Linked DNA regions of Homo sapiens: region 2 is linked to region 1. A link is a loop called in an ENCODE intact Hi-C map of the cell type or tissue named here. Cell type or tissue: endothelial cell of umbilical vein. All regions are shown on one strand. Each heading gives the region's core, and the rest is flanking DNA. Links, peaks and the distances in the headings are about the cores only.

Evidence for each region. Peaks named below come from ENCODE experiments on the same cell type or tissue, not always from the same donor. Only the 100,000 strongest peaks of a DNase experiment are listed, where the experiment ranks them.
Region 2: a loop joins it to region 1, with 4 times the contacts of the local background. A loop is called at or near these places in 4 of 110 quality-filtered maps.

What each region holds. Positions count from the first base shown.
Region 1 is chr4:114,873-130,792 of GRCh38, forward strand. It overlaps ZNF718 (zinc finger protein 718), which reads left to right and starts at 9,629. Exons shown (of 4, transcript NM_001039127.6): 1 at 9,629-9,801; 2 at 15,916-15,920. The coding sequence starts at 9,799. It overlaps LOC124900641, which reads right to left and starts at 10,719. Exons shown (of 1, transcript XM_047416469.1): 1 at 8,332-10,719. The coding sequence starts at 10,376. The coding sequence ends at 9,900. RefSeq lists enhancers at 9,614-10,053, 10,344-10,543, 10,804-10,863. In endothelial cell of umbilical vein, for the core only: no CTCF peak of the experiment used is centred there; a DNase peak (open chromatin) is centred at 9,539; H3K4me3 peaks cover 1,784 bases; H3K27ac peaks cover 842 bases.
Region 2 is chr4:204,073-219,992 of GRCh38, forward strand. LOC124900642 (zinc finger protein 141-like) reads left to right here and starts at 14,484. Exons shown (of 2, transcript XM_047416470.1): 1 at 14,484-14,706; 2 at 15,222-15,571. The coding sequence starts at 14,568. The coding sequence ends at 15,325. It also overlaps the pseudogene LOC100288172 and the pseudogene ZNF876P. In endothelial cell of umbilical vein, for the core only: no CTCF peak of the experiment used is centred there; a DNase peak (open chromatin) is centred at 8,529; H3K4me3 peaks cover 1,133 bases; H3K27ac peaks cover 621 bases.

The DNA of each region.
Region 1 (15,920 bases), core at 4,719-12,718:
TGAGCTGCATTTCCAGGAGGTGAGGCATTCTTACTCACAGGATCAGACAGAAGGTCAGCACAAGATACAGGTCATGAAGACCTTTCTGATAAGACAGCATGCAGTAAAGAAGCCAGCCAAAACCCACCAAAACCAAGACGGTGATGAAAGTGACCTCCGGTCATCCTCACTGCTCATTATATGCTAATTATAATACATTAGCATGCTAAGAGGCACTCCCACCAGCACCAAGACAGTTTGCAAATGCCAAGGCAACGTCAGAAAGTTACTCTATATAATCTAAAAGGGGGAGGAACCTTCCTCATTCAGGAAAACTCACGAATAATCCACCTTCTGTTGAGCATACAATCAAGAAATAAGTATAGTCAGTAGAACCAGCTCATGTCCCATCTCTGCCTGTGGTACAGCCAGTTTTCATTCCTTTACTTTTCTAATAAACTTGCTCTCACTTTACTCTATGGACTCGCCCCATATTCTTGCTGGACAACCAAGAACCCTCTTTTGGGGTCCAGATCAGGACCCCTTTCCTGTAACACCTTGGTGAGGCCTATTCAAATCTTTGGTCAGTTTTAAAAATCAGTTTTTTCCGTATACACTCTGGAAACATGTCTCTTATCAAATATATGATTTGCAACTACTTCCTCCCAGTCTATGGCTTATATTTTAAAAATTAAAAGTTTTTAAATTTTTTGATAAAATCTAATTTGTTAATTTCTTATTGCACGCATTGTGTTTTTCATGTCTTATGGAAGAAATCTTTGCTTAATTCATTGTCATAAAAGTTTTCTTTTAAAAGTTTTCATCTAGAGACCACAAAGTGAAGTGATCTGGACCTGGAGATGTTTTTGTGAGCAAGTTTTTAACTAGAAATTTAATTTTTTTTTAGAAATTTAATTTTTAAAATAAATACATGCCATTTAGATTTTTTTTTCTTGGATCAGTTTTTGTAGTTTGTGTCTCAAATGTATTTTAAGTTCTAAAATTTAGTGACATAAAGCTGTTCAGACTATTTCCTTATCCTTTTTACATCTGTGAACATCTGTAGCTATGTCACATCTTTTAGTCTTGATATTGTTATTTTGTGCCTGTTCTCTTTTCTCCCCTGACTGACTAGTCTAGATATAGGATAATCAATTTTATTAATTTTTTTTAGAAAACTAGCTTTGATTCTATTGACCTTTCTCTCTGTGTGTGTGTGTGTGTGTGTGTGTTGTTTTCTATTTCATTGATTTCTGTTTTGGTCTTTGTTATTTTCTCTTTTCTCTTTGGGTTTAATTTTACTTTTTCTAAATTTTTAAGTTTAAAGCTTAGGTCATTGATTTAGACCTTTTTTTCCCCTAATATGATTACTAATGATATAAATTTACCCCAAGCTCATTTTCAGAGGCAGCTCACAAACTTTAGTGTTTTTATTTTCATTCAGTTCAAAATACTTTCTGATTTTCCTTTTGATGTCTGCTTTGACCCATGGATTATTTAGAGCATGTTGACTTTTTATCATGGGTTTGGGGCAATTTTATTGTGATGTGTCATAATTTTCTTTGCAATTCTTGCACTTTGAACTTTTCATAATTTACCAAATTTGCTAATTTTTTGGCTGCTTCTTCAAATATATTTTTGATCCCCTCCTCTTTCTCCTCTCCTTTGGGGACTGCTATCATATATATATATATGTATATATATGTTAGGGAGCTTCAAGTTATTGTACTACTAGCTCACTGATGCACTCTGGATTTTAAAAATTCTTTTTGTTCTCTCTCTCTGTTTCATTTTGAATAGTTTTTGTGGTTCACTAATCTTTTCTTCTGCAATTTCTAATTTGCATAAGATGAAGATTTGAGGTTTCTGTATCTTGATGTGTTAGGCCTTCCAACCTTCTGCTGGTTTTTTGAACATGTGTGTTGCCCTTGGTGAGAACATGATCACTGTGCTTGTGCATAGATGCCTTTACTTTACCCTGTATTCACTTCCCATGACCTTTCTCTCCGCCTCTTTTCTCTGTGTCTCCATGCCAAATGAAAAACAATATTTTCCTTCATTGGAGGGAACAAGTAAGAGTCTTAGGATTTCCAAGGGAATCCTAGCATTGTAAAGGTTTTGAGGAAAGAGGCTGCAGGCCCGGCCAGAGGAAGAAAATCCACTTTGTTTGGAGTGGAGTTCTGCCGCACTCATGTCAGATGACTTTCACATTTTAAAGAGATTTCTTTATAACACTAAGACATTCTTTGTAAAAATTCAAGTGGACTTGACTAAGCTGAGGGTTCAGAAAATGGAATATGAGACATGGGCTTTTTGTGGAAAACAAAGATTGAGAGGGAACTTCCCCATAGTAAAAGCAAAATGGGAAGTGCAGGGTGAGACCCTTTTACACAGAGTGGTGGAGAGAAAATAGAATACTGGAAAGATTCGCCTAGATGCAGAGTGGCCTACAGAGAAACCGCAGCCCTGTTTTTATTTCTCTGGAGTCTCCAAATGGATTATTCAAGGAGCATCCTGTGTAAAGAATTGAGTCAAGGAAAATATTCATACAACCAGCCTGAGTCAATGAGGCAGTGAGAGGGTGGTACACACGCTGGTGATTATTTCATACCAGCAATGCTTATTTCACTGAGGATATTTGAACCTTCAAATCCTCTTCTCTAACAGCCATTTGTGACCCCAAGAGTTGTGTGGAACATTTTCTTTTAAAACACCCTCTCTACATTTCCCATATACTCAGTTTAGCTCTCAGAGAAGGAGCTAAATTATAAAGACAGTGAAGAGTCATCTGAAGTAGTTCTTGGATGTAAAGAAGAAGAGGGTGACTTCAGCAGGCTTTGTATCAAAATCAGGCTGAAGGCTTGTTATGGGTCTTTGTACCTCTTCTCTCTCCCTCCAGCTGCTGCCTGCCTCCTGCCTCTGTCCCTCAGGGCTTGCTGACTCTGCCTTAGTCCTGGGGCTGGCTATTCAGTGGGCTCCTCACTTCTGGCAGTGTAATAGCAACAGAATGTGATTCTTGGGGTACCCCTTGGGGAGCTGAAGGTGGCTGTATTGATGGATCTATTTTGGGACGCAGGAGAAAAGATGCACAGCCCCATCTTCATGCACAGCCTCATCTTCCAGGAGCCATGACTCAGAGGAAAAGGGTGCTTGGATTTTGTTATAGCCATTTGCTTTGTGGAAATTAATGTTTACCATTTTGTATAAAAGAGAGAATATGCATTAGGTCTTCCAACTGTTTATTTTTTAGCTTCCAACTGTATATGTTTATAGATTTTTAAACCAAGATGCTTTATATATATTTTTTTGTGGAAGTATGATAAGTTTTATGGTGCATGGTTGGTACTGTAAACTTGTTTTTCAACTCTATTTTAGATTAAGGGGGTACATATGCAGGTTTGTTTGATGTGCATATTGTGTGATGTTGCTGTTTTGGGTATGAGTGATCTTGTCACCCAGGTACTGAACATAGTACTCAACAGTTTTTCAACACTTGCTTCCCCTCCTTCCTACATCTACTAGTTCCCAGTGTCTATTGTTGCCATATTTATGTTCATGAGTACCCAACGTTTAGCTCCCACTTATATCTGAGAAAATTCAGTATTTGATTTTCTGTTTCTGAATAAATTTGTTTAGAATAATGGCCCCCAGCTGCTTCCATGTTGCAGCAAAAAAACCCATAATTTTATTCTTTTTATGGCTGCATAGTATTCTGCGGTGTATATGTGCCACATTTCTAAAATCCAGCCTACCACTCATAGGTTACTACGTTGATTTCATGTCTTTGCTATTGCACATAGTGCTGCAATAAACAAGTGAGTGCATGTGTCTTTTTGGTAGAATAATTTTTTAAAGATAAATACCCAGTAATGGGATTGCAGGGTAAAATTGTAGTTCTAAGTTCTTTGAGAAATCTCCAAACTGCTTTCCACAGTGGCTGAACTGATTTACATTCCTACCAGGAGTGTATAAGTTTTCTGTTTTTCCCACAGTTTCACCAACATATGTCTTTTGTTGACTTTTTAACAATATCCATTCTGACTGGTGTGAGATGATATCTCACTGTGGTTTTGATTTGCATTGCTCTGATGATTAGTGATGTGGAGCATATTTTCACATTTGTTGGTGCTTGTAAGTTCTCTTTGGATAAATATCTGTTCATGTTTTTGCACATTTTAAAATAGGTTTATTTGTTTTCTGCTTGTTTAATTGTTTATATTTCTTACAGATTCCAGAAATTAGACCTTCATCAGATCCATAGCTTGCAAATATTTTCTTTCATTCTATAGATTTTCTGTTTACTCTGTTGATAGTTTCTTTTGCTAAGCAGAAGCTTTTCAGTTTAATTAAGTCCCACTTGTTAATGTTTGTTTTTCCAGAAATTGCTTTTGGAGACTTAGCCAAAAATTCTTTCCCAAGGCTAATGTCAAGAAATATATTTCCTAGGTGGCATTGTAGCATTCTTATAGTTTGAGGTCTTAAATTTAAATCCTTAATTGATCCTGTGTTAATTTTTGTATACGGCCAAAGGTATAGGTCTGGTTTTACTCTTCTGCATATGAGTAGCTGGTTATCCCAGCACCATTTATTGAATAGAGAGTGCTTTCTCCATTGCTTATTTCGCCAGCTTAGTTAAAAATTAGATGGCTGTAGGTGTGCAGGTTTATTTCTGAGTGTTGTATTCTGTTCTATTGGTCTGTGTGTCTGTTTTTGTACCAGTACCATGCTATTTTGGTCACTATAGCCTTATAGTATATTGGAAGGTAGACAGAGTGATGTTTCTTGCTTTCAGGCAAAGTAGATCCTGAGTCCCAGCCAACTGCTTAGTAGCTTTGGGGCAGTTATATAAACCTCATCTGCAAGAAAAGGCATAATAAAATTGATTGCATAAATGACAAATTTTTTTTGGCCAGGCGCAGTGGCTCACACCTGTAATCCCAGCACTTTGGGAGGCCGAGGTGGGTGGATCACCTGAGGTCAGGAGTTCGAGACAAGCCTGGCCAACATGGGGAAACACATCTTTACTAAAAATAGAAAAAGTTAGCCAGGCATGGTGGTATGTGCCTGTAATCCCAGCTACTCCGGAGGCTGAAGCAGGAGAATTGCTTGAACCCAGAAGGCAGAGGTTGCAGTGAGCTCAGGTCATGCCATTGCACTCCAGCCTGGGTGACAAGAGCAAAACTGCATCTCAAAAATAAAAAAGACAAATATTTTAAAATTTCTTCTTGTATTCATGCCCTTGGCAGTGGCTTTTATAGTCGTTCCCATCAAGAGACAGATTCTGCTTCCCAAACCTTGACTCTTTCTTGCCTTATTTGCACTGGCCAAAGCTGTGCACATGACAGTATGTCAGTTTGGTACCTAGGTTCAAACAGTTTTAAATGCTTCGTTTTGTTTTTCAGAACCCTTTCATCTCTATTAGAACAAGCCCATTTAACTTTCTGGAGGATAAAATAGCATGCTAAGAAAAGCCAAAGTGCCCCAGTTTACAGACAGCTCACTCCCAGAAGCAGAGCCACCTAATTCACCAGCAGCTGAACACTCATGCCTGAAGGAGCCAAACTGAGCCCAGAATAGCCTTGCTGAGCCCAGCCTAAATTTCCAACCACCTCAATCATGAGCTAGTATGTTTTGAGATTGTTTGTTATGCAGTTATAGCTTAGTAATATATATACCCATTAAATACAGGATGCCAGGACAGATTGATTACAAATAACCTGCAAACGCTCGGCACCCTGTAAGTATTGATTTTATTTTCCCTTTATTTAATAGATTTGTTGTAAGATGGTATTCAGTTATTCAGAAGTGAGGTAGGAGAATAGGGTGTAGAGGCAGGGAACTTAAGGCCAATTTGTGCTGACTTCCTAAAAGAAAAAACACCAAGATCTGGGGGCAGGGAACCTAAGACCAGTTAAGGCCAACTTCCAACAGCTAAACCGAAAGAAAAAGAACCCGTCCCCCCACACCAGAGTGGCAAAGGATCAAAGGCTACTCTCCCTACAACCCACCCCGTTCCACCACTCCTCAGACGGAAAGGGAGAGTGCCTTGGAGTGGCCACAGGCTAAGCACACGCCATCCCTTCATCTGCATAGGATGTCAATTCCTGTCAGTTTTTAATTAGCCACAGACCAAATCCTTCATCCAGATAAGGGGCAGCCAATAGGGACCCCAAAAGCTGTACTTAAAACCCAGAAAACTTTGTAACCAGGTCCTTGAGCCATTTGCTCGAGCCCACGCCCACCCTGTGGAGTGCCTTCTCACTTTAATAAATTTCTACTTTTGCTGCTTCTTCCGGTGTTTTGTTCCTCTGTTACTTTCTGCGTTTTGTTCAATTCTTTGTTCAAAATGCCAAGGATCTGGACAACTCACACTTACGGCCTTCCTTCTGGAACAGAAGTGCAGGTAGATGTGGATGCAAGTGATCGGTGCTTAAACTCACAGCATGCCCCACGCCACAGGAGAAAAACACACAGTTACAGCCTGACAATTAGGTCCAAAGATAAATAAGAAACAAGAAGTTTGCCTTTAATCCATTCCCTCTACATCTAAACTTTGGAGGTCAAGGCTGCGAAGATATCTGAAGACATTGTGTTCTCTCCTACTGGAGCCCCATCATTCTTTGTTTATTGTCTGATATTTAAAAGGAAAACAAACCTCTGAGAGAGGAAGCAGTCAGAGGCTGGTTAGGCAGATAGAGAGGGAGGGTTTTGGGACAGAAAAAACACCCACAGGACCGCACCAGCACTGCCCCTGTAGCTAGCAGGAAGAAATGTGGTTAACAACTTCCTTATGCCAGGATGTTGCTCAGAAGGGATTTTTTCAACTTAGGTGCAGGCGCAATAAATCAACCTAAATGTCCTAAACTTGACCCAGCTTATTAGAATATCGTACACACGACATTAGCATTGTTGTTTTAGCACACCCCTTCCCCCATTTCTCCAAGTTTTTGCTTAGGCACTCATGGGTAATAACTAAGATGGAGTCACTGTGGCCCACCCCAGGCATGCACAGATGCAATACCCTTAGTGGGGAACTTACCCCTCCCATTTAGGCAGAACCCCAGAAGACTTCCTTTTTCTTGCCCCATAAAAGACCCAGAACTCGGATGCATGAAGTGGCTCACGCCTGTAATCCCAACACTTTGGGAGGCAGAGGCAGGTGGATGACTTGAGGTCAGGAATTCAAGACCAGCCTGGCCAACAACATGGTGAAACCCCATCTCTACAAAAATACAAAAAATTAGCTGGGCATGATGGTGGGTGCCTGTAATCCCAGCTACTCAGGAGGCTGAGGCAGGAGAATCACTTGAACCAGGGAGACAGAGGTTCCAGTGAGCTGAGATCAAACCACTGCACTCCAGCCTGGGCAACAGAGCAATACTCTGTCTCAAAAAAAAAAAAAAAAGAAAAAAGAAATTAGGCCCATTTCAGGCAACCTGCTTTCAGGTCCCCTTTTGCTGCTGAGAGCTTTCCTTTTGCTTAATAAATCCTACTCTGCCAAACTCACTCTCTGGTATTGCCATGCTTCATTCTTCTTGGTCGTGGATGAGAGGCTAGACCTGGCTGAACTGAGGAGACCACCACATCTCTACAAAACAGCAACTGGGAGACCGTGGTCTTCACGTGGACACTCTCAGCTTGCAGCCCCTGCTCTCTCTAGGGGTTCTGTCCCACCCACCCTTGATCCTGAGGAGAAAAGTTGGTAGAGAGGCTGTTCCCTCACTTCCAGCAGAAAAGACGTGTTCAGGCCCTCAATTCCCTGAGGTCAGAACCCTCATGTCTGCACTCAATGTGGCAGCCACCTGCCATATGTAGCTACTGGGTACCTGGAATGTGGATGGTTTGAAGTAAAATGTGCTGCAAACAAAAAATGCACAGTGAGTTTAGAATAATTATACCAGAAATATACTTTACTTCTTTTTTTTTTTTTTTTTTTGAGACGGAGTCTTGCTCTGTCGCTCAGGTTGGAGTGCAGTGGTGCAATCTCGGCTCACTGCAAGCTCTGCCTCTCGGGTTCACGCCATTCTCCTGCCTCAGCCTCCTGAGTAGCTGGGACTACAGGTACCCGCCACCACGCCTGGGTAATTTTTTTGTATTTTTAATAGAGACGGGCTTTCACCATGTTAGCCAGGATGGTCTCGATCTCCTGACCTCGTGATCCACCCACCTCAGCCTCCCAAAGTGCTGGGATTACAGGCGTGAGCCACAGCGCCTGGCAAAATATAGGTATTCCTAATTATGTGTCTGGAGTTGGTTCCTTCCGGTGGGTTTGTGGTCTTGCTGACCAAGAATGAAGCCACGGACCTTTGTGGTGAGTGTTACAGCTTTTAAAGATAGCACGAACCCAAAGAGTGAGCAGTAGCAAGGTTTATTTTGAAGAGGGAAATAACAAAGCTTCCACAGCATCGAAGGGGACCCCAGTTGGTTGCCACTGCTGGCTGGGGTGGTCAGCTTTTATTCCACCTCCCATTTCCCCTTAATTGTGCCCTCCCGTGTTCCGTTTTTGTCCTATCACAGTGCCCTTTTTTCAATCCTCCCTGCAATTGGCTACTTTTAGGATCCTGCTGATTGGTGCATTTTACAGAGTGCTGATTGGTGCATTTTACAATCCCCTTGCTAGCTACAGAGCACTGATTGGTGCGTTTTTACAGAGTGCTGATTGGTACATTTTACAATCCTCTTGTAAGACAGGAAAGTTCTCCAAGTCCCCAGTTTACCCAGGAAGTCCAGCTGGCTTCACCTCTCAATTATATATTGATCACATATTAAAACAATAATATTTTGGATATAGTAGGCTAAAATTATCACAAACAATCTCACTTGTTTTTATTATTTTCGATGTGGCTAATAAAAAATTGAAAATTCACTAATAGCTAACATTTTATTTTTTAGAGGATTACTTCCTTCTTAAAATCTCATGTGTCCTACTCAAAAGACCAGAGGCCAGAAAGGTTATAAAACATTAAAATAATTGTCATTATATTGTTTCCGTTTGTGAACAAGTTTGTGTATGCACGCGTGCATGTGTACGTGTGTGTGCATGTGCGTGCATGCATGCGTGTGTGTATAATTTATATTATAAATGGACCTAACCTTACATACCACAAGGTTAAAAAAATGACCACTGGGCTGTACCAAGCCAAGCACAGAGATAACACCCCAGCCTGGGCCGGGCGTGGTGGCTCACGCCTTTAATCCCAGCATTTTGGGAGACATAGGCGAACAGATACCCTGAGGTCAGGAGTTCAAGACCAGCCTGGCCAACATGGTGAAACCCTGTCTCTGCTAAAAATACAGAAATTGGCCGGGTGTGGTGGTGGGCACCTGTAATCCCAGCTACTTGGGAGGCTGAGGAGAATCGCTTAAACCCGGGAGGCAGAGGTTGCAGAGAGCCGAGTTCGCGCCACTGCACTCCAGCCTGGGCGAGAAGAGCCAGACTCAAAAAACAAACACAAAAAACCTGCCTCAAAGTACCAGGAGGCCAGAGCCTGTCACTCTCGCCTCATTCAGTGCTGTGTATGGTTGCAACTTCTGTCACTCAAGGCCTGAGGCGGGAGACTTACAGCTCTATCCAATTAGAGCGCTGGATTGACAACTGCCGAATGAGGCGCGCAGCAGAGAGGAGGGTGCGGCATCCGGGATCTGGCGCGGCTTTTGCTTGTAGCTCCAGCCAGAGCTCGGTTAGGGCCTCATCGCTCTGCTCCCGCTCCTTAGGGAAGCCTCGGTGATTCTGCCACAGCCTCAGCCTCTGTGGCTCTGTGACCTGCCGGTATTGGATGATTCGTATCTAAGACTCTGGGACACTCCTGAAGTCGGGAAATGGTGAGTGTGCAGGGCAGGGCGTCCCAAGGCTGTGGAGGCCTCATCGGAACCGGCGGGAAATGGCGGCGGTGGGAGGAGTCTGTGAATGGAGTTCCCGCTCAGCCCTCTGTCCTCAGTCCCCTCCGGTGAGGGACCCGCGCTCTTGTCAGTCCCCGTACAGCGGCTCTGGCCCAGCCTGCAGCCCTCCTTGTGCAGCTCTGCGCCGGTAGCCCTGCACTTTCCCCGGGCTGTGGAGTGAGTAGGAGCTCATCCGGAAGACACCGCGGCGGCCTGCGCGGTGCCGGCGTGGGAGGAGCTGTGGTCCGGAATCCCGTCCCTACTTTACCCTGTTCAGAATGAGATTGAGGCCCCATCAAAACATGGAGTTCATGTGAGCAAACAGGACTTATTAATGGGAAAGCTCTGCCGTGGCTCGTGGTTTGGGGACTGCCAGCGGGTCTTGAAGGAAAGGCTTTTGTGAGGTGTGTGAGGAAGCGAAGCAAATCACCTGCCTGCGCCAACTTTGCCGCCAGTCCCCTTGCCCTGTGCGCCTCCTCCGCGTGGCTGTTCCTGAATACGCTGGTGTCTGTTCGCATCTTTTAGAATACGCTGGTGTCGGTGCGCACAGCGCTTCTCTTAGTTCTGTGAGTAGTTCTGCCACATTATTGAACTTGAGGAGGGTGTGGGCGTCCCTGGTTTGTAGGCAGGGGTTCAGAAATGAAGACGGGTGTCCAGAGGCAGGGACTGGCGTCTGCAGGAGAGCAGCTGCGGGAAGAGTGCTGAGCTTGTGGGGTCAGCGCTGACTCTGGGTGGTGTCGTTAGTGAGTTGCTGGACACCCCGTTGGGGTTGGAGCATTGACTGGTGTTGAGGAAACTCCGCAAGTTTTCTGTCAGAAGAAAGACATGGCCGAGTCTGGGTTGGAGGAAGTCACCTGGTGTCCGCAGGAGGCGCGGCCGGGTTCTGCACAGGCGCTGTCCCGCTGGGCACTGTCCTCTTCCTCCAGGCCTCCTCCCGGGGAGAAAGGGGACTGGGAACTTAGAGGAAAGCAGTTCTAAGAAACATCCCTTCCCCGCATCCTGCTGCCAGCCCCCACCCAATGCTAACCCACTCCTGAGCACGCCCACTGGGCATTCGCACGGCCACACCTGGCCTAAGACAGGGTTCTACCCTCAGGAATTGTGCCCATGGCAGTTTTGCTCCTACAGTTTTCTGCCAAAAGCACACGCAGTGCCCAGAAGACTCCTGGCTCATCTCAACCCCAGATCTGTTTAGCAGGAGCCCGTTTCCTTCTCCAACCCAGGCTTCTGGACCATCTGATCTTAATCTCCTATGCCTTTATGGACTCAGGAATCAGTCAGTGCGTAGCCCTGCCTGGGCCTGTACCTGTAGCACAAACCAGTCCTTTCATCAGTTGTGCCCTGCCCCCACCCCATGGCTCTTGATAGCTCCTTGCTGTCTTGTGCTTTTTCCTTCCCCACAAATCCTCTTTTCTGTGCATACAGTGTGCCCAAGTTCATCCCTTACGTGCCTACAAGAATTCAGACGTTAGGGAATTCAAGACCATGCCTTAGACCTGGCTGTTGTAGGAGCAAATACAAATTAGAAGAGGCTTAATGATTTCTCTTTAGAGTGAGGGAAGAATTTTTGCTCTTCTCCCTTTTCTTAAAGCATTTAGGTGGAAAATTTTTATAATTATTTTCACCAGTTTTTGAAATATATGTAAATCATTTTTATCAGTTAAATAGGTCATTTGTCTTTTTTGACTCAGACTTGTCTTTATCTAGGACTTGGGAACTATTGCTTTGAAATGTGAATAGCAAGAATATATCCCACAGTTTCTGTAGGAGGGTGGGAGGCTGCCTTCAGCAGGTACCTGGCTCCACATTGTGGGTCTACGTCCTGTCATGAAGATGTGGGAAGTTTATTTTTCTTTTGAATATTACCAATTAGAAAACCCAGATTACCTCCCAAATTACTAGGTGAAATAATAAACTGTGTAAATGGTGCTTTCAAGTCTTCTACTTAAGAACTAATGGTGACTTTTTTTCTGTGTTTGCAGTCTCTTAGTAGATTGCCTGTGATGCACATCACATTTTGGTTTAATTATATAACAAAACATTTTCTTGCTGTTCTATTATGGTGGAAAATTTTTTTAGGATTGGAGATAATTTTTCTCTTTTTTTTTTTTTTTAAGACGGAGTCTTCGCTGTGTCGCCAGGCTGGAGTGCAGTAGTGCGATCTCGGCTCACCGCATTCTCCACCTCCCAGGTTCAAGCGATTCACCTGCTCAGCCTCCTGAGTAGTTGGGATTACAGGCGCGCCACCACACTCAGCTAATTTTTTTGTATTTTTAGTAGAGACGGGGTTTCGCCATGTTGGCCAGGATGGTCTCCATCTTCTGACCTCATGATCCACCGGCCTTGGCCTCCCAAAGTGCTGGGATTATAGGCGTGAGCCACCGTGCCTGGCTGAAAATTTTTCTTTTAGTCATATTTTCCATGCACTGTTTAGAAGTACTGGACGTTATATACAAAGTGCCCACCAGGCTTCACTTGAGAGAAAAACCTTTCTTCTCAGGATTCCAGCCACAACCCACAATTGTATGACAAAGTGCAGCAAGGTGCTCCCCAAATCTGCAAACAAAATAGTCTCTCTATTTGGGATCTACAGTCCCTTCTAGAGCAGTTAGACTAGATTTCTACAAAAATCACTTCAGGACAGCAATCAGTTATTTCACCTCCTTCAGTGCTCCTGTCATCTTCAGATCTGACACGGATTCAGAGATCACGGGGCCCATAAACCCAACCAGGATCATACATGTGCATTGATTAAACTTGAGAACTTCAATTCTCTCCCTCCTCCCTTTGCCCAAATGCCCGCAAATGTGCATAGCTCACCAGCCCTCCAAGACCTAAATGTGCAGTTCCAAATTCTGAATTTATTTTCTGGGATTTGAGAGAAGAAAAGAACTTTTATTTGAGAAATACATGTTCTTTTAATGATCAGACCCAGAGACTGGTTAAAATGAGACCACAGTGATGTACTGTTCCCGTCTTTGAACTATTTGTCTTTTGAAATTGCTTGCTATTGGCACAAGTGGCTATAAATTAACCTAATAATGCCACACTGGACACTATAATCCACACCCAATAGCTTAACAATGTATATAACCAATCACTAACCAATGTTACTTCTGTAAATAAGAATTCCTGACAACTTTCTATCCTGCCTTCCTTTTTGCCTTTACAAATATACTTGTAATTGGAGTGTATATTCAGGTAGCTTTATACTCCAGGATTGCAGTCTTCAAGCTTTGGCCCCAGAAAACTCTCTACTTATATTATGTTTATCCCAGTATTTCCTTTTAGGTCAAAATATTCTTAAGAATGTGTTGAAGGAGCCTCCATGAGGTGATCTCTCCTCTGGTTTTACTCTGCTTACTCTAACCCCTAAGAATGTAGAGGCACATTGATCCCACCTAGAATCTGCATACAAAAGTTGGCCTCTGCCTGGGATTCCCAACACTGGACCAGACTTTGGGTTGAAGACATACGAAAAACTCACAGAAGACATTTTCTGCATCATGAGAGGTCAATGTAGACATCTTAAGCCCCATTTTTAGAGTGGGGCCCTTTGAGTTTTCCAGATCTTGTTCAGTGACCTGCTACAGCTGTGTGAGAGGCTTCTGATGGGAACAGAATCCTGTGGCAGAATCTTTAAGTGTAAACAAGCATCTTAGCAGTGGGAGGTAAGGCCACAAAATATCCAGAGCCTTAATGACAACCATAATCACAAGTGTACCTTCCTCCTCTATACTGTGTTATGGGAGTAGAGTACTTTTGTCCTTCTTCTTACCTCAGAGTTAGCTGATCAGGGACAGGGGATATCACATCTGGAGCCAAGATGTGCAGGACCACCAGGACAGCGCCATTTTCTGTTTGCACCACACAAAGTCAGCCTGAGTGTCTCCTCCGTGGATCACTATGAGGGCATCATTACTCAGCATCTTTGAGTAATGAGACATTTGAGGATGTCATGTGCAGACTGGGGTCAGTCTGACAAGGTCTAATTCTGCTCCCATTTCAGAGGAAGATAAGTGACTCATGCAGGGTTTGTTCCTCCCCTCACAGAAAGAATCTCCTTGGTTTGTACCCAGATAAGAATTGCTCCAGTTTTCTGGTTCTTTGGTGAAAAATGAGGAATCTGGAGACTCAAACTGATCAATAAGCTAATTGCTTCTATTTCATATGATCATTAGAAAAAGACATAAAGCAGTCATGGTCCCTACCATCAAGGAACTTGCAGTCTAGAGCACATGAATAAATGATTGAATTCAGCATCGTGTGTTCAGTACAAAGACAGAAACTGTATGGAGACTTAAGCTTAATTTGTGTTACTTCCCTTTTATTGTTTTGTGAGTTTTAATGCCACCATCTGATCAGCTGTTCATTGACAGAAGAGAAATTGTTGTTATTATTTGTGTTGTTTTTACCTTGCTAAGAATAAATAATTAGCTTCTAATATAATTGGTCTAGAAAAACATAAGGGTTTTGGTTAAATTCCTTGTTATTGTGTGTTATAATGTTATAAAATAGGGAATTAGCTAAAATAGATTAAGATACAGAAACTCTGGGAATCAAATTTCTCTTGGGCAGGCTTAGAAAAGACAAAACTGAAAATACTTACGGGCATAGAGAGCAGATGCCTAGGGCCCACCTTCTGTCCCAGTTCTGCCCAGATCCACCCTCTGCTGAACCTTGTCCAGGTCTTACCCCACACTGAAATCTCTCACAGAACTGCTTAGAGGAGATCAGAGTTTGGGGTGGCTACCCCTACTGCCTCTCCAGAGCTGGTGCTCACAATTTCCTGATACCCAAAAGCAGATAAATGAGGAAAAGCAATATACTTTTGTGCCTTAAATTCTTTTTTATAAAATTAAAGTCAGTGTTTCTAGAGACATCCTATCCAGCAACCTGTTCCCCATCTCTGCAGTTTCAGTGGTTTTTTTCACAAGTCTCATAATAACTACAAACACAAAAATAAAAAATTCCTCTGAATTGCACTTAGCACTTCCTTTCTGTATCTGTCCCGTCTCTCTATATTGAGCTATTATTCTACGCATTTAAAAAAAAAAACAATGATAAGAAAACAGAAGAACAAATAGAAATGCTGGGGCCCTGCATTTAAATCCTGGGAAGCATGGGACTACTTTTCAGGATGTTATAGTATTAACACACATAATGTGAACTTCCCAGCACACTGCTCTATGGCATACTTCTGAGCACATAGTACATGCTCTATAAAGATTGCATTGATGCATATACACGTTTTTCAAATGCAGACTTACTCAGACTTGCCACCATCTTCCGCCTCTGTAAACATTAAAGGGCTTGCAGAGAATGCCGTATTTCAAGATGATGATTGGTGGTCTTGTCTTCGGATGTAAAGTATTTGTGTCGTGATAAGGGTGTTGCAGTGAGGGACTCATGCTGTGACTGCTTTTTCTAGCTGAGTGGTATAATGGGTCTAGGGGGAGGAGTGTCAGCAATAAGAAGACTTGCAATAACAGGAGACTTGCAATAAGAAGCTAATTCATGGACCCTTTTCAAACCTGCAGAATTTTGTTACTTACAGTGAGGCTTTGAATACCAAATAATTTATATGCATTTTGAACCTTAGAGGCAATGCTTGGCTGAGTGACTCTTAGCCCAGTCTTGCAGTAGAATTACATGGACAGTCTGAAGAGAAACCATAACGTGTGCCCTCCCCACAGATCCTGTCTGTTTTTCTGGGTGGAAAAATTCCTGTTTTTGGTTAGGCGCGGTGGCTCACGCCTGTAATCCCAGCACTTTGGGAAGCCGAGGCAGGCGGATCACGAGGTCAGAAGATGGAGACCATCCTGGCCAACATCGTGAAACCCTGTCTCTAATAAACAAAAATTAGCCAGGCATGGTGGCGGGTGCCTGTAATCCCAGCTATTCGGGAGGCTGAGGCAGGAGAATCACTTGAGCCTGGGAGGTGAAGTTTGCAGTGAGCTGAGACCGTACCACTGCACTCCAGCCTGGGCAACAGAGCGGGACTCCGTATTAAAAAAAAAAAAAGAATTCTGTCACTTGATAAATGTGTATTTTCAGGAACT
Region 2 (15,920 bases), core at 4,251-12,250, 89 kb after region 1:
CCCAACCTCAAGTGATCTGCCTGCCTTCACCTCCCAAGGTGCTGGGATTACAGGCATGAGCCACCACACCCAGCCTGGACTGTGGTCTTTTGAGTTAATGCTGAAATAAGTTAAGACTTTAAGGGACTGTTGGGAAGGCATGTGGGGTTTTGAAATGTGAGGACATAAGATTTGGGAGGGGCCAGAGTTGGAATGATATGATTTGGCTGTTTCCCCACCCAAATCTCATATTGAACTGTAGTTCACATGATTCTCATGTGTTGTGAGAGGGACCTGGGGGTAGTTAATTGAATCATGGCGGCAGTTTCCCCAATACTTTTCTGTTAGTGAATAAGTCCTCCTGAGAGATCTGATGGTTTTATAAGGGGAAACCCTTTTCACTGGGTTCCCTCATTCTCTCTTGTCTGCTGCCATGTAAGATGTGCCTTTTGTCTTCTGCCATGTTTGTGAGGCCTCCCCAGCCATGTGGAACTGTGAGTCCATTAAACCTCTTTTTCTTTATACATCACCCAGTCTCAGGTATGTCTTTATCAGGAGCCTGAAAATGGACCAATACCCCCATTCATCTTCATCCCCTTCTTCAGAGGCTGCATTGGGGATTGAGGTTTGAGACATGGAAATATTACCGGTTTCATGTCCATGTGAATCAAAGACATTGAATGAATATACCTCAAGCACCAGCCAACTTGCAGAAGGAGATCCTTCACCTCTGCTTGTTAAAAGTAACTCATGATTCTGTAATTTGTATTTGTAGCATCAACTGACTTTCCACCATCACAATATCCATTCTGTGTAAGCATATGAGCATCTGCCCAAGCAGACAAGTAAGTGCCAAACTACGCAAATGCTGTCCAAGCACTGTGTGAGCATAAACTTTTCTGAAAGCATTCTGCTCATGAACAGAGCCAGCCAGTGACTTTTCTGATCACTTAATGCACTTATCCAGCCTCTCCACAGGCAGCCCATGGGGTCTCCCGGGAGTGTTGGCATTGGGGCGGCCTTGGTGCTGTCCCAAGCCCCATTCCCTAGCTTGTGCAGTGCCATGAGGTTGGACTCCTGGGTGCGTCCTGGGCTCTGGCCCACCCGCGATGCCATCTGCCTGTGTGGCCAGACCCAGCTCCACCCTGCGGGGCTCCGCAGCTCGGGGTCACCCAGGGGTGTGGTCCCAGCTTTGCCCTCAATGCCCATGCTGTCCGCCCCGGCCCTGGCTTGGCTGACAGTGGCCAGTCCAGGTGGGGCTTGGGCTAGGGGCACGGCCCTCCCACCTTTCCGGAATCCAAGTCCTCGCCGCCACTGCCAGGTCCTGCCAATACCCCTGGTGGCCCTGGCAACACCCCAGTTGCAGCATCGCCATCGCAGGGCAGACCCCGGCCAACCTCAAAGCGACTGTGCAGTGGGGCCAATGAGGACTAGGGCTGTGCAGCACAGCCAGGGTGGGGGTGGCGGGCCACCAGGAGCTGCTTGGAACCAAGGATCCTGGGGCCATCCCACCCCGCACAGCTCTGGGTGAGCTTGGGGAGGGAGACACACTCTCATCCTACCTCGCCCCACCCGACAGCGCTCCGAGTCCTGAGTCCCCTCACCCCCATTCTACAGACACAAAGCTGAGGCCAAAGACAGGACGCTCACTTCCTGAGTATTTGCTGCCTGCTGCGTGGACACCACCAACCTATTGTTTACAGCAGTCAGAGACCCGCCCCCCAGACCCCCAGGACCCCCAGGACCCCACTCCCTGGCAAGGAGGGTGTCCTCAGCAATGGTGACCCACACCAAAGCGCTCCCCATCCAGGGTCACTGCCCCAGCCGGTGTGAGGCCTGTAGGGCACTGGGGATGCGCGACTGACTCCCCTAAACCTGCTTTTCCCACGTCAGGGAGGGCTGCACACCCAACTCAGCTCTGTGAGGACGGACTGATGTTGGCATGCAGGCTGTGGCCGTGAAGGGAGGGTTTGTGGAGGGGCGATTTGTGAGCCTGGAGGAAGTATGGGCCGTGTGTGTGTGTGTGTAACTGTGTGTGTGACTCTGTGAGTGTATGACTGTGTGTGACTGTGTGTGTGACTGTGTGTGTGTGGGTGACTGTGTGTGAGATTGTGTGTGACTGTGTGTGACGATGTATGTGTGTGATCCTGTGTGTGACTGTGTGTATGTATGAACTGTGTGTATGTGTGACTGTGTTTTTTTGACTCTGCGTCAGTGACTGTGTATGACTGTGTGTGACTGTGTGACTGTGTGTGGGTATGAGTGTGTGTGTGAGTTCATGTGTGAGTGAGTGACTGCATGAGTGCGTGTGTGTGACTCTGTGGGTGGTGTGGGAGACTGTGTGGCTATGTGTGTGACAGCATATGTGTCTCTGTGTGTGTGTCTGTGAGACTGAGAGACTGTGTGTGAGACTGTGTGTATGTGACTTTGTGTGTGTGTGTGAGTGTGAGTGTGCATGTGTGTAAGAATCCTTCCATGGGAAGGCATCAGAGGTGTCTTAGAGTGGCAGTGGACAGCAGCATCCATGCAGAAGGGGCAGCTTGTGGACAGAGTCACAGGCTGGTTAACTGGTGACAAATTCCTGAAGGTCCCTGACAAATTCAAGAAGAGCCTGTTCCCAGATCAGTGGGGTCTGGGTTTTGTGTTCACCTTTTCCCACTGCTCCAATGAGGCAGGACAGTGGGGCCAGATTGCATTCAACCATGGTCAAGGGCTCCCCTACAAGGTGGGGAGGACTAACTCCCTTCCCAGCCCAGGGACACAGAAGGTTAGAGCAGCCTGTCCAGTGGGAATTTGAGCTCAGACAAGGGAAGCCACTGTCTCAGAGTCACAGAGCAGGTCAGTGGCAGGCCCAGGTCCTGGATCCTCAAGCTCTTTGTCTCTGAAGAAATATTCCACCCCAGAGCATGAGAGTTATCTGAGCACTGACTCCCTGGCAGATGAGGTCATTTTGCCTGTTCTCTCTTTTCACCTTCATTGTGTGTGTGGTTTGTGTAAATATCCCCATCATATGGTGGAAAACTTAGGCTCAGAGAGGGGCAAAGGCCTGTGCAAGGCTACAGAGCTCAGAAGTGGCTAAGCAGAAACAAGGACCAGACAGAATTTCCCTTGACTTTGCTGTGGTCCATCTGGAGGTGGGGCAATTTACTGGGGGACAAGAGGCCATCAGCAGCCCTCTTGGTGGCCATGTGGGCTCAGGGGAGATGTGCATGTAGATGCTGGAGGCCATGATGTTTTCACCCTCGCTCATTTCTAAAGGGGCAAGAATCTTTGCATGGCACAGACCCCTCATTTGCCAAAATGACCCTCCCCTCCCTGCCTCTGGCCCCAGAGGTGAGTCACAGGTGGGTGAGGGTGGGGTCAGGCAAGGGCAAGGTGATGTTGCTAGCACACCCTTCAGGCCCTGCTTCAACCCACGACCCTTGGTCTAGACAGGACACTGGGTTTTTCAGGCAAAACCCAGATACATTGTATCAAAATTTGGATTTCAAATAATATTTTCAGGTGATTCACATGCACACTGATAATTTTAACTGGCAGTAATTCTATAAATGAAAGGGAAAAGAATATATAGATATATTGATTGTCAAAAATGTACAGTAAAGACTATGTTTCAATGCATATACATCTTATCTTACAAAAATAACTAAAAACAACAATAAAGAGGGGATAGGGAATGAGTTGAAGTAGAAATTAAACAGAAATAGGGCATAATTAGTAGATGTTGAGGCTGAGCATCATCTTATACTGAAGGGGTGGCCTGCCCCTCCACACCTGTGGGTGTTTCTGGTCAGGTGGGATGAGAGACTGAGAAAAGAAAGAGACACAGAGACAAAGTATAGAGAAAGAAAAGTGGGCTCAGGGGACTGGCACTCAGCATACGGAGGACCAAGGCCAGCACAAGTCTCTGAGTTCCCTCAGTATTTATTGATCATTATCTCTACCATCTTGGAGGGGGATGTGGCAGGACAATAGGGTAATAGTTGGGAGAGGGTCAGCAGGAAAACATGTGAACAAATGTCTCTGTATCATAAACAAGGTTAAGAAAAAGGTGCTGTGCTTTGATGTGCACATACGTAAACATCTCTGTGCATTAAAGAGCAGTATTGCCACCAGCATGTCTCACCTCCAGCCCTAAGGCGGTTTTCTCCTATCTCAGTATATGGAATATACAATTGGGTTTTACACTGAAACATTCCATTGCCCAGGGACAAGCAGGAGATAGATGCCTTCTTCTTATCTCAACTGCAAAGAGGCCTTCCTCTTTTACTAATCCTCCTCAGCACAGACCCTTTATGGGTGTTGGGCTGGTGGATGGTCAGGTCTTTCCCTTCCCATGAGGCCATATCTCAGGCTATCACATGGGGAGAAACCTTGGACGATACCTAGCTTTCCTAGGCAGAGGTCCCTGCAGCCTTCCACAGTGTTTTGTGTCCCTGGGTACTTGAGATTAGGGAGTGGTGATGACTTTAAACAAGCATGCTGCCTTCAAGCATTTGTTTAACAAAGCACATCCTGCGTAGCCCTCAATCCATTAAACCTTGAGTTGACACAGCACATGTTTCTGCAAGCACAGGGTTGGGGGTAGGGTTACAGATTAACAGCATCTCAAGGCAGAAGAATTTTTCTTAGTACAGAACAAAATGGAGTCTCTTATGTCTACTTCTTTCTACATAGACACAGTAACAGTCTGATCTCTCTTTTTTTCCCCCATATTATACTATTTTGGTTATTGTGTATAAGTTAAAATATTCTCTAATAAAACACTTGTATAAAAAGAAAAACTATAGCATTAGCTCTTAAGATCATGATTAGGTTTGGGGAGGAGGAAAAAAGGAAGTGGTTTGTGGGCAAAAACAGGGGTAGTTCTATTCTATAGTTATGCAATGTATTAGTTTTGTTACAACTTATTGAGCATTACATTAATATTTTATTGTGCATATATTTCTGTATGCGTGTTATACATCAATAAAATTTTAAATATTATTTAATCCTAACTTAATATTTCAGAATAATAGCAATGCTTGGTATTGTTTTGTTTGAAAGTGGGGCATTTACACTCAGGCATCATGAGATGGATACTAATATTCCAAGGTATTTACTCATGTCCTGACCCTTGGGCGTCCCCCTCAGTCTTTCATTTTTTATTTCAATTGAGTAAGTAACATGGTTTTAGTTTTGGGGAATGTAAATTTCTTACAGCAAAGTCCTTCCTCCACAACAATATTCACATAGCACAGTGGGCTGCACACAGTGTGCACTCAGTATGTGTGGAACTGGTTTGAATCAGGAACAAAACAAGTAGCAGAGGTCAGTTTTGCAAAGGATAGAATATGGGTAATACGAGTAAGACTGAAAGGCCACAACTCAACAGCAAACACGTTTTACATTAATTTGAGAAATATTTTCAACTGGTTCTCTGAAAGATGTTGGTTTACAGCAGACATTTTGGAGTATGGTTGCATATTGTAATCACCGGGAGAGCTTTAAATCACACTGCTGCCTGGGTCTCACTCTAGAGATTCTGGCTTAATTATTCCCTTGCAACTTGGGTTTGGGAACATTAAACAACACCACCCACATGCACAGCAGTTTATTCTAATGTGCACCCAAGGGTGAGAAGCATTGATTCAGGGTCAGGAATGCATTGGTTGTGTGTGATTTCTATGTGTGCTCTAGGCATTTGCCATATAGCTGCTCCTAGATGGGGGTCTTAGAAAACATCTTGGCCCTTCAAAACATACTCTGCTGGTTGGCTAAATTGCAACAGGGAAAAATATCAGCAGCTCTATCTCTATGTCACTTGCCTTCAGAGCAAAAGTTTTTTCAGGCACAGTAAGTTGATTTAGTCTGTATTAAAAATCACAGGCTGGGCGCGGTGGCTCACGCCTGTAATCCCAGCACTTTGGGAGGCCGAGGCGGGTGGATCACGAGGTCAGGCAGTCGAGACCATCCTGGCTAACACGGTGAAACCCCGTCTCTACTAAAAATACAAAAAAAAAATTAGCCGGGTGTGGTAGCGGGTGCCTATAGTCCCAGCTACTAGGGAGGCTGAGGCAGGAGAATGGCCTGAACCCAGGAGGCGGAGCTTGCAGTGAGCCAAGACAGCGCCACTGCAGTCCAGCCTTGGCGAAAGAGCGAGACTCCGTCTCAAAAAAAAAATAATAATAAAATAAAATAAATCACAAGTATCCTACCAATACAGAATAATGACACAAAGGGTTTGCAGATATGTGGAGTGCATTATAGGTGTTTTCATATTTATCCTATGATAAGAAATTAAAATGTAATGTTGGGCATTAATTTCCTACACTCAATGCTTAGCCATTTCCTCAAATCATTTCCAGTTTTTCCAAGAGACTTCAGAAGCATTCCCTGGAGTGAATTATTTCCAATGGTGAAGAGTACTGGATGGATGGAATGAGATTCTCAAAAAAAAATCTTGCTTCTATTTCAGAAATGTAACTCTTTAGCCCCTTGAAGGACCAGGAAACCTGGCTGAGTAGTGTGGTCTATGGAGGTGCATGGGCTTCAGAGACAACGTTGATCCTGAGTCCAAGCCAGCTGCTTAGTAGATGTGGGAGAGTTTTATACTTACCTGCAAGAAAAGACAAAACAAAATTGATTGCAAAAACAGAAATTAAAAAAATTTTTCTTATTGTATTCATATTCTTGGAAATGGCTTTTATAGTGGTTCCCATCAACAGACAGATTCTGTTTCCCAAACCTTGAATCTTCCTTATTTGCACAGGCCGAAGCTGTGCATATGACAGTGTGCCAGTTTGGGGCCCAGGCTCAAAAGGTCTTAAATGCTTCTGTTATCTTTTTCAGAATTTTTCCATGTCCATGAAAACAAGCCCATTTTAGCTTTCTGTAGGATAAAATAGCATGCTGAGAAAAGCCAAAGTGCGCCAGTTTACAGACAGCTCACTCCCAGAAGCAGAGCCACCTAATTCACCAGCAGCTGACCACTCACACCTGAAGGAGCCAAACTGAGCCCAGAAGAATGGCCCAGCTAAGCCCAGCCTAAATTTCTAACCAGCTCAACCCCCGAGAGAGAAGGCAGTCGAGGCTGGTTAGGAAAATAGGGACGGAGGGTCTCGGGAGAGGAAAAGCACCTGTGGGACTGCACCTGCCCCGCCCCTGTAGCTAGTGGGAAGAAATGTGGTTAAGAACTTCCTCTTATGCCAGGATGTTGCTCAGATGGGACTATCCCAGCTTAGACATAGGCAAAATAAATCAACCTAAATTTCCTTGTCTTCACCCAGCTCATTGTAAAGTCATTAACATGGTATTAGCATTGTGGTTTTAGCTTCTCCCCTGTAAGTTTCCCTTAGGCACTCATGGGTAATAACCAAAATGGAGTCACTGTGGTCAACCCCAGGCATGCGCAGATGCAACACCCTTGGTGGGGAACTTGACCCGTCCCATTTGGGTAGAACCCACAGAAGACTTCCTCGTTCTTGCCACATAAAAGACCCAGAACTCAGCCCCATTTCTGGCAACCTGCTTTCAGGTCCCCTCTTGCTGCTGAGAGCTTTCCTTTTGCTTAATAAATCCTACTCTGCTTTCTCACTCTCTGGTGTCCATGTGCCTCATTTTTCCAGGTCATGGGACGAGAGCCTGAACCTGGCTGAACTGAGGAGACCACCACACCAGCACCAAAGAGCAACTAGGAGACCGTGATATTCACGTGGACACTCTCAGCTTGCAGCCTCTGCTCTCTCTAGGGGCACTGTCCCACCCACCCTTGAGCCTGAGAAGAAAAGTTGGTAGAGAGGTTGTTCCCTCACTTCCAACAGAAAAGAGGTGTCCAGGCCCTCAATTCCCTGAGGTTAGAGCCCTCATGGCTGCACTCAATGTGGTGGCCACCTGCCATATGTAGCTACTGAGTACCTGGAATGTGGCTGGTTTGAAGTAATATGTGCTGCAAACAAAAAATGCACAGTGAGTTTAGAAGAATTAGACCAGAAATATACTTTATTTCTAATTATATATTGATCATGTATTAAAACAATAATATTTTGGATACAATAGGTTACAATTATCATAAACAATTTCACTTGTTTATTTTTATTAGTTTGGATGTGGCCAATGAAAAATTGTAAATTCACAAATAGCCAACATTTTATTTTTTAGAGACTTGCTTCTCTCTTCAAATCTCAGGTGTCCTACTCAAAAGACCAGAGGCCAGAAAGGTTATGAGATCTAAAATTTTAAAATAATTGTGATTATATTGTTTCCGTTTGTGAACAAGTGTGTCTGTGTGTGCGTGCGCGTGCGTGCACAATTTATAAACGGACGTAACCTCACACAACAGAAGTTTAAAAATGAACCCCCAACAGAGCCAGGCCTAGCACAGAAAGCCCTGCCTGAAAGTACCTGGAGACACGAGTCTGTCAGTCTTGCCTCATTAAGTGTATGGTCGAATTTCTGTCACTCGAATTCTGTCACTCAAAGCTTGAGGGCGTAGAGCTAGTAGTTGTATCCAATGAGGGCGCTGGACTGAGAACTGCCCAATCAGGCAAAGGAGGGGGCGGCATCCGGGATCTGGCGCCGCTTTTGCGTCAGGCTTCTGCCTGAGCTCGGTTAGGGCCTCACCGACCTGCTTCCACCCCTCAGGGAGGCCTCAGTGATTCGGCCACAGCCTCAGCCTCCGTCGCTCTGTGACCTGCGGGTATTGGATGATTCGTAGCTAAGACTCTACGACATCCCTGAAGCCGGGAAATGGTGAGTGTGCCGGGCAGGGCGTCCGGAGGCGACGTGGCGGGGAGGCCTTATCGGAACCAGCGGGAAATGGCGGCAGCGGTACCCAGTCTGCGAACGGAGTCCCCGCTGCCGCCGCTCAGCCCTCGGTCCTCAGTCCCCTCCGGTGAGGGACCCGCGCTCCTGTCGGGGGACCCGCGCTCCTGTCGGGGTCCCCGCAAGGCTGCTCTGGCCCAGCCTGCAGCCCTCCTTGTGCAGTTTTGCGCCCGCAGCCCCGCACCTTCCCCGGGCTGTGGGGTGAGGAGTAGCTCATCTGGAAGACGCCTGCGTCGCGTGCGCGATGCCGGAGTGGGAGCAGCTGTGGTCCGGGGGGGTCCTATCCCTACTTGACCCTGTTCGGAATGAGATCGAGGCCCCATCAAAACATAAGAGTTCATGTGAGCAAATGGGGACTCATTAACGGGACAGCGCAGGCCTTGGCTCATGGTTTGAGGACTGCCAGCGGGTCTTGAAGGAAAGGCTTTTGTGAGGTGTGTGAGGAAGCAAAGCAAATCACCCGCCCTCTCTAACTTGCCCACCAGTCCCCTTGCCCTGTGCGCCTCCTCCTCGTGGCTGTTCCTGAGTAGCATCTTTTAGAATACGCTAGTGTGTGCGCGCACAGCGCTTCGCTGAGTTCTGTGAGTAGTTCTGCCACATTATTGAACTTGAGGAGGGTGTGGGCGCCCCTGGTTTGTAGACAGGTGTTCAGAAATGAAGACGGGTGTCCAGAGGCAGGGACTGGCGTCTGCAGGAGGGCAGCTGTAGGAAGAGCGCTGAGCTTGTGGGGTCAGCACTGACTCTGGGTAGTGTCATTAGTGAGTTGCTGGACACCCCGTTGGGGTTGGAGCATTGACTGGTGTTGAGGAAACTCCGCAAGTTTTTTTGTCAGAAGAAAGACATGGCTGAGCCTGGGCTGGGGGGAGTCGCAGGTGTCCGCGGGAGACCTGACCGGGTTCTGCACATGCACTGTCCTGCTGCGCACTGTCCTGTTCCTCCAGGTCTCCTCCCGGGTAGAGAGGGCACTGAGAACTTGGAGGAAAGGAGTTCTGAGAAACATCCCTTCCCCGCACCCTGCTGCCGGCTGCCACCCAATGCTAACCCGCTCCTGAGCACGCCCACTGGGCATTCGCATGGCCACACGCGTCCTAGGACAGGGTTCTACCCTCAGGAATTGTGGCCATGGCAGCTTTGCTCCTACAGTTTTCTCCTAAGAATACACACAGTGCCCAGAAGACTCCACGCTCATCTCAACCCCAGATCTGCAGCAGGAATCTGTTTTCTTCACCTACCCAGGCTTCTGGACCACCTGATCCTAATCTCCTCTGCCTTTATGGACTCAGGAATCAGTCAGAGCGTAGTCTTGCCTGGGCCTGTACCTGTAGCACAAACCAGTCCTTTCATCAATCCTGCCCTGCCCCCACCCAAGGCTCTTGATAGCTCCTTTCTCTCTTATGCTCTTTTCTTACCCACAAATCCTCTTTCCTGTGCACACAGTTTGCTCAAGTGCATCCCTCATGTGCTACAAGAATTCAGATGTTAGTGAGTTCAAGACCATGCCTTTAGACTTGCCTGTTGTAGGACCAAATACAAATTAGAAGAGGCTTAATGCTTTCTCTTTAGAATGAGGGAAGAATTTTTGCTCTTCTCCCTTTTCTTAAAGCATTTAGTTTGAAAACTTTTATATTTAAACATTTTCTCTGCTTCTTTGAAAAATATGTAAATCATTTTTGTCAGTTAACTAGGTCATTTGTCTTTTTTGACTCAAAACTGTCTTTAGGACCTGGGAACTATTGCTAGGAAATGCGAATAGCAAGAATATACACCCTATGCCACAGTTTCTGTAGGCGAGTAGGAGGCTGCCTTCAGCAGGTACCTGGCTCCACATTTCAAAACTATGTCCTATCATGAAGATATGGGAAGTGTTTGTTTTTTTGTTGTTGTTTGTTTTTAATATTACCAATTAGAAAACCCAGATGACCTCCCAAATTAGTTGACGTTATTATAAACTGTGTATGACAAATGGTGCTGTCATGTCTTGTACTTGAGTACTAACGGTGACGTTCTTTCTGTATTTGCAATCTATTAGTAGATTGCCTGTGATGTACATCATATTTTGGTTTAATTAAATAACAAATCATTATCTTGCTCTAATATTATTTTGGAGAGTATTTTAGGATTGGAGATGATTTTGCTTTTAGTTATATTTTCCAAACACTGTCCAGAATTACCAGATGGTATACACAAAGTGCCCACCAGGCTTCCCTTTAGAGAAAACCTTCCTTCTAAGGATTCCAGCCACAATCCACAATTTTGTGGCAAAGTGCAGCAAAGTGCTCCACAAATCTGCAAACAAAAAGGTTTCTCTATTTGGGATCTACAGTCATTTCTAGAGCAGTTAGACTATATTTCTACAAAAATAACTTTTCAGGACAGCCATCAGTTATTCCACTTCCGTGTGTGCTCCTGGCATCTTCAGATCTGACACTGGTTCAGACATCATGGGGCCCATACACCCAACCAGGATCACACATGTGCATTGATTAAACCTGATAACTTCAATTCTGTCCCTTCTCCCCTTGCCCAAATGCCCACAAATGTCCATAGCTCACCAGCCCTCCAGGACCTAAATGTGCAGTTCCAAATTCTGAATTTATGTCCTGGGATTTGAGAGAAAAACAGCACTTTTATCTGAGAAATACAAGTTCTTTTAATTATCAGACCCAGAGACTTGTTAAAATGAGACCACAGTCCTACTGTTCCCCTCTTTGAACTATTTGTTTTTTGAAATTCCTTGCTATTGCCATCAGTGGCTATAAAGTAACCTAATAATACCACAATGGACACTATAACCCACACTCTGTGGCTTAACATATATAGCCAGCCACTAACCAATTTTAATTCTATAAATCAATAGGAATGTCTAACAACTTTGTATCAGTCTCCTCTCTGCCTTCTTTTTTGCCTTTAAAAATACACTTGTAACTGCTTCTAATTGGAGTGTATATTCAGGGCAGCTATATACCCCAAGGTTGCAATCTTCAAGCTTTGGCCCAAATAAACTCTCTACTTATTTACCCCAGCTTTTTCCTTTTAGGTCGAAATATTCTTCAGAATGTGTTGAAGGAGCCTCCATGAGAGGCTCTCTCTGGTTTTACTCTGTTTGCTGTAATCCCCAAGAATGCAGAGGCGCATTGATCCCACCTAGCATCTGCACATAAAAGCTGGCTTCTGCCTAGGAGTCACAAGACAGGGCCAGATTTTGGGTTGAAGACATACAGAAAACTCACAGAAGGCATTTTCTGCATCATGAAAAGTCAACATAGTCTTCTTAAACCCCACTTTCAGAGTGGAGTCTTTGAGTTTTCCAGGTCTTGTCACCTGTGTGAGAGGCTTCTGGTGTGAACAGAATCCTGTGGCAGAATCTGTAGGTGTTAACACGCACCTTAGCAGTGAGAGGTCAGGGCCACAAAATATACAGAGCCATAATCACAACCATAATCACAAGTATGCCATCCTGTATACTGGGGTACTGGAGTACTTTCATCTTTCCTCTTGTCTCAGAGTTAGCTGATCAGGGACAGTGCACATCACATCTGGATCCAGGATCTGCAGCTCTACCAGGGCAGTTCTGTTTTCTGTTTGCACTCCACAAAGTCAGCCTCAGTCTCTCCTGCCTGGATCACTATGGGGGGCTTCAGCCCAGGGTCACTGAGGACACTCTCACCAGCATCAGTGAGTTATTTGAGACATTTGAGGATGTCCAAAGCAGACTGGGGTCAGTCTGACAAGAAAGTCTAATTCTGGTTCCATTTCAGAGAAAGAGAAATGACTTATCAAGGGTTTGTTCCTCCCCTCACAGAAAGAATCTCATTGGTTCATAACCAGATAAGAGTTGTTCCAGTTTTCTGGTTCTGGAGACTCAAACTGATTAATAAGCTAATTGCTTCTATTTTATATGGTCATTAGAAAAAGAGACGAAGCAGTTGTGGTCCCTCCCATCAAGGAACTTGCAGTCCAGAGCACATGAATAAATGGTTGAATTCAGCATCATGTGTTCAGTACAGAGACAGAAACTGCATAGGAAGCTTAAGCTTCATTTGCATTACTTCCCTTTTGTTATTTTGTAAGTTTTGATCCCTCCACCTGAAGGGCTATTCTGGACAGAAGAGAAGTTGTTATTATTTGTATTGTTTTTAGCTTGCTAAGAATAAGTATTTAGCTTCTAATATAATTGGTCTAGAAAAACATAAGGGTTTTGGTTAAATTCCTTCTTATTGTATGTTGTAATATAGACAGGGAAGTGTCTAAAATAGATTAAAATTACACAAACTCTGGGAATAAAATCTCTCTTGGGCAGGCTTAGGAAAAACAAAACTGAAAATATTTAGTGGCCTAGAGAGCAGAAGCCTAGGACCCACCTTCTATCCCAACCCTGCCCAGATCCACCCTCTGCTGAATCTTGTCCAGGTCTAATCCACACTGAAATCTCTCACAGAACTGCTTAGAGGAGATAAGAGTTTGGGGTGGCTACTCCTACTGCCTCTCCAGAGCTGGTGCTCCCAATTTCCTGAAACACAAAAGCAGATAAATGGGGAAAATCCTAGGAATTACGGGACACTTAGTACCCATCTCCCAGGATGTTATGAGAATTAACACACATACTGTGAGCCTCCCAGCAGAGTGCTCTGTGACATACTTCTGCACACATAGTACATGCTCCATAAAGATCACATTAATGCATGTGCACATGTTTTTCAAATGCAGACTTACTCAGACGTTTCCACCATCTCCAGCCTCTGTAACCTTTGAAGGGCCTGCAGAGAATGCCATGTTTCAGGATGACGATTGGTGGTCTTCAGATGAAAAGTATTTGTGTTGGGGTAAGGGACCCTGTGTGCTGTGCCTGCTTACTCTAGCTGAGTGGTACTATAATGGATCTAGGGGGAGGAATATCAGCATTAATAGGAGACTTGCTATAAGAAGCTATATAATTCATGGACCCTTTTCAAACCTGCAGAATTTTGTCACAGTGAGGCCTAGAATAGCAAATAATTTATACGCACATTGAAGCTTGAAAGCCAGTGCTTAGCTAAGTGACTCTCAGCTGAGTCTTCTAATAGTATCACATGGACTGTTTGAAGAGAAACAGTCACTTGTTCCCTCCCCACAGATCCTGTCTATTGTTCTGGGTGGAAACATCCCTGTTTTTTAAACTAAAACATGATTCTACAGTGAGGGCAGGGTCAAGCATGAGGGCTTCCAGATACTTTAATGAGTGGTGAGTTTACCCTTTGTTCCAGGAAGTCACAGGGTCTACTCTGCTTGGTTTTGGTAGCAGCAGGTCAGTGTAGCCCATATTTCCATTGCAGCAACAGTAATTGCTCGCGTGCCATCATTTTTCCTAAGAGTTATAGAATACTTTAGAGAACATGACTGTGTTGAAAGTTATTTTATCAGATAATTACAGTCAGAACTAGCTCCCTTAACTCATTTCTCCTGTAGTCAATTTAAGAACTCTGTCACTGGCCGGGTGTGGTGGCTCATGCCTGTAATCCCAGCACTTTGGGAGGCTGAGGAGGATGGATCACGAGGTCAGGAGATCGAGACCATTCTGGCTAACACAGTGAAACCCCATCTCTACTAAAAATACAAAAAAAAAAAAAAATTAGCCAGGCATGGTGGCAGGCAACTGTAGTCCCAGCTACTTGGGAGGCAGAGGCAGGAGAATGGCATGAACCTGAGAGGCAGAGCTTGCAGTGAGCTGAGATGGCACCACTGCACTCCAGCCTGGGTGACAGAGCAAGACTCTGTCTCAAAAAAAAGAACTCTGTCACTTGATAAATATGTGTTTTCAGGAACTCTTAACATTCAGGGATGTGGCCATAGAATTCTCCCCAGAAGAGTGGAAATGTCTGGATCCTGCCCAGCAGAATGTATATAGAGATGTGATGTTGGAGAACTATAGAAACCTGGTCTCCCTGGGTGAGGATAACTTTCATGTGTAATTCCTAATATTCCCTCAGAGTTTTATTTTTTTTCCTTTGTAGAATGTTTCTTGGGAGCTTCTGCTTTGCGTGAATTAATTTCACCTTGTTTCTTCATGAAAAAATTGGGAGTCTGCTGGTGTAAAAAAAATCTTTAAGATGTTTCATCTTTACCTAAACCTTCTCTTTTATTGAGGGAATTTTTGTCCTTCACTCTAGATTAGTGGTAATTTTATAAATTCAGTGTTGTAAAATATCGTTTTCCACATCTTAAAATCCAATTTGTACCAATTTACCAATTTTTTTTATTCAGTAGTACTGGGTAGTGGAACTTAGAACCCACAGATTTGAAACACTTAAATATTCTAAAGAGCCTATCAGGAAACAATTTTTGGATTAATTTTTTAGAATCTTCCATAATTTCTCTTTTCTTCTTAGCATAGTACTAGGTTGGTAATTGGAGAATCTTCAGCAGTAGTCACGTTATTTTATCTTATTTTTTAAATAAAACAGGTGTTGCTCTCTTTAACTCAGACCTGATCACCTGTTTGGAGCAAAGAAAAGAGCCCTTTAATGGGAAGACACATGAGACAGTAGCCAAAGCCCCAGGTAGGTGAGAGTGAATGAAGGAGAGGACACAGGCAAGGGGACCAAAGGTGATGAAGGAAGTCAGGCCTTAAAATGTACTTTGGAAAGCACTTCTTCAATGCAAATAATTTCTGAAAAGGCTGCATTTTTTCTCATGTTCACAAATAGGGGCATCTTCAGCCCCATGCTGTTAAATCTTCTAAAAATTCTCTTTTTTCTTTTTTTTGAGATGGAGTCTTGCTCTGTCACCCAGACTGGAGTACAGTGGTGTGATCTCAGCTCACTGCAGCCTGTGCCTCCCAGGTTCCAGCAATTCTCCTGCCTCAGCCTCCTGGGTGACTGGGATTACAGGCATCTGCCAATACACCTAGCTAATTTTTGTATTTTTAGTAGAGACAGGGTTTTGCCATGTTGGCCAGGCTGGTCTCAAACTCCTGACTTTAGGTGATCCACCTGCCTCGGCCTCCCAAAATGCAGGGATTACAGGCATGAGCCACTACACCCAGCCCTCTTTTTTCTTTAGAGATCTCCCTTCAAGTTTACAGGGATAGCCAATGTCTACTTTATCACTTATAAGGGGCTGCATGATCTCACTGCTGTTCCATTGCTTTTGGAAATATAGGA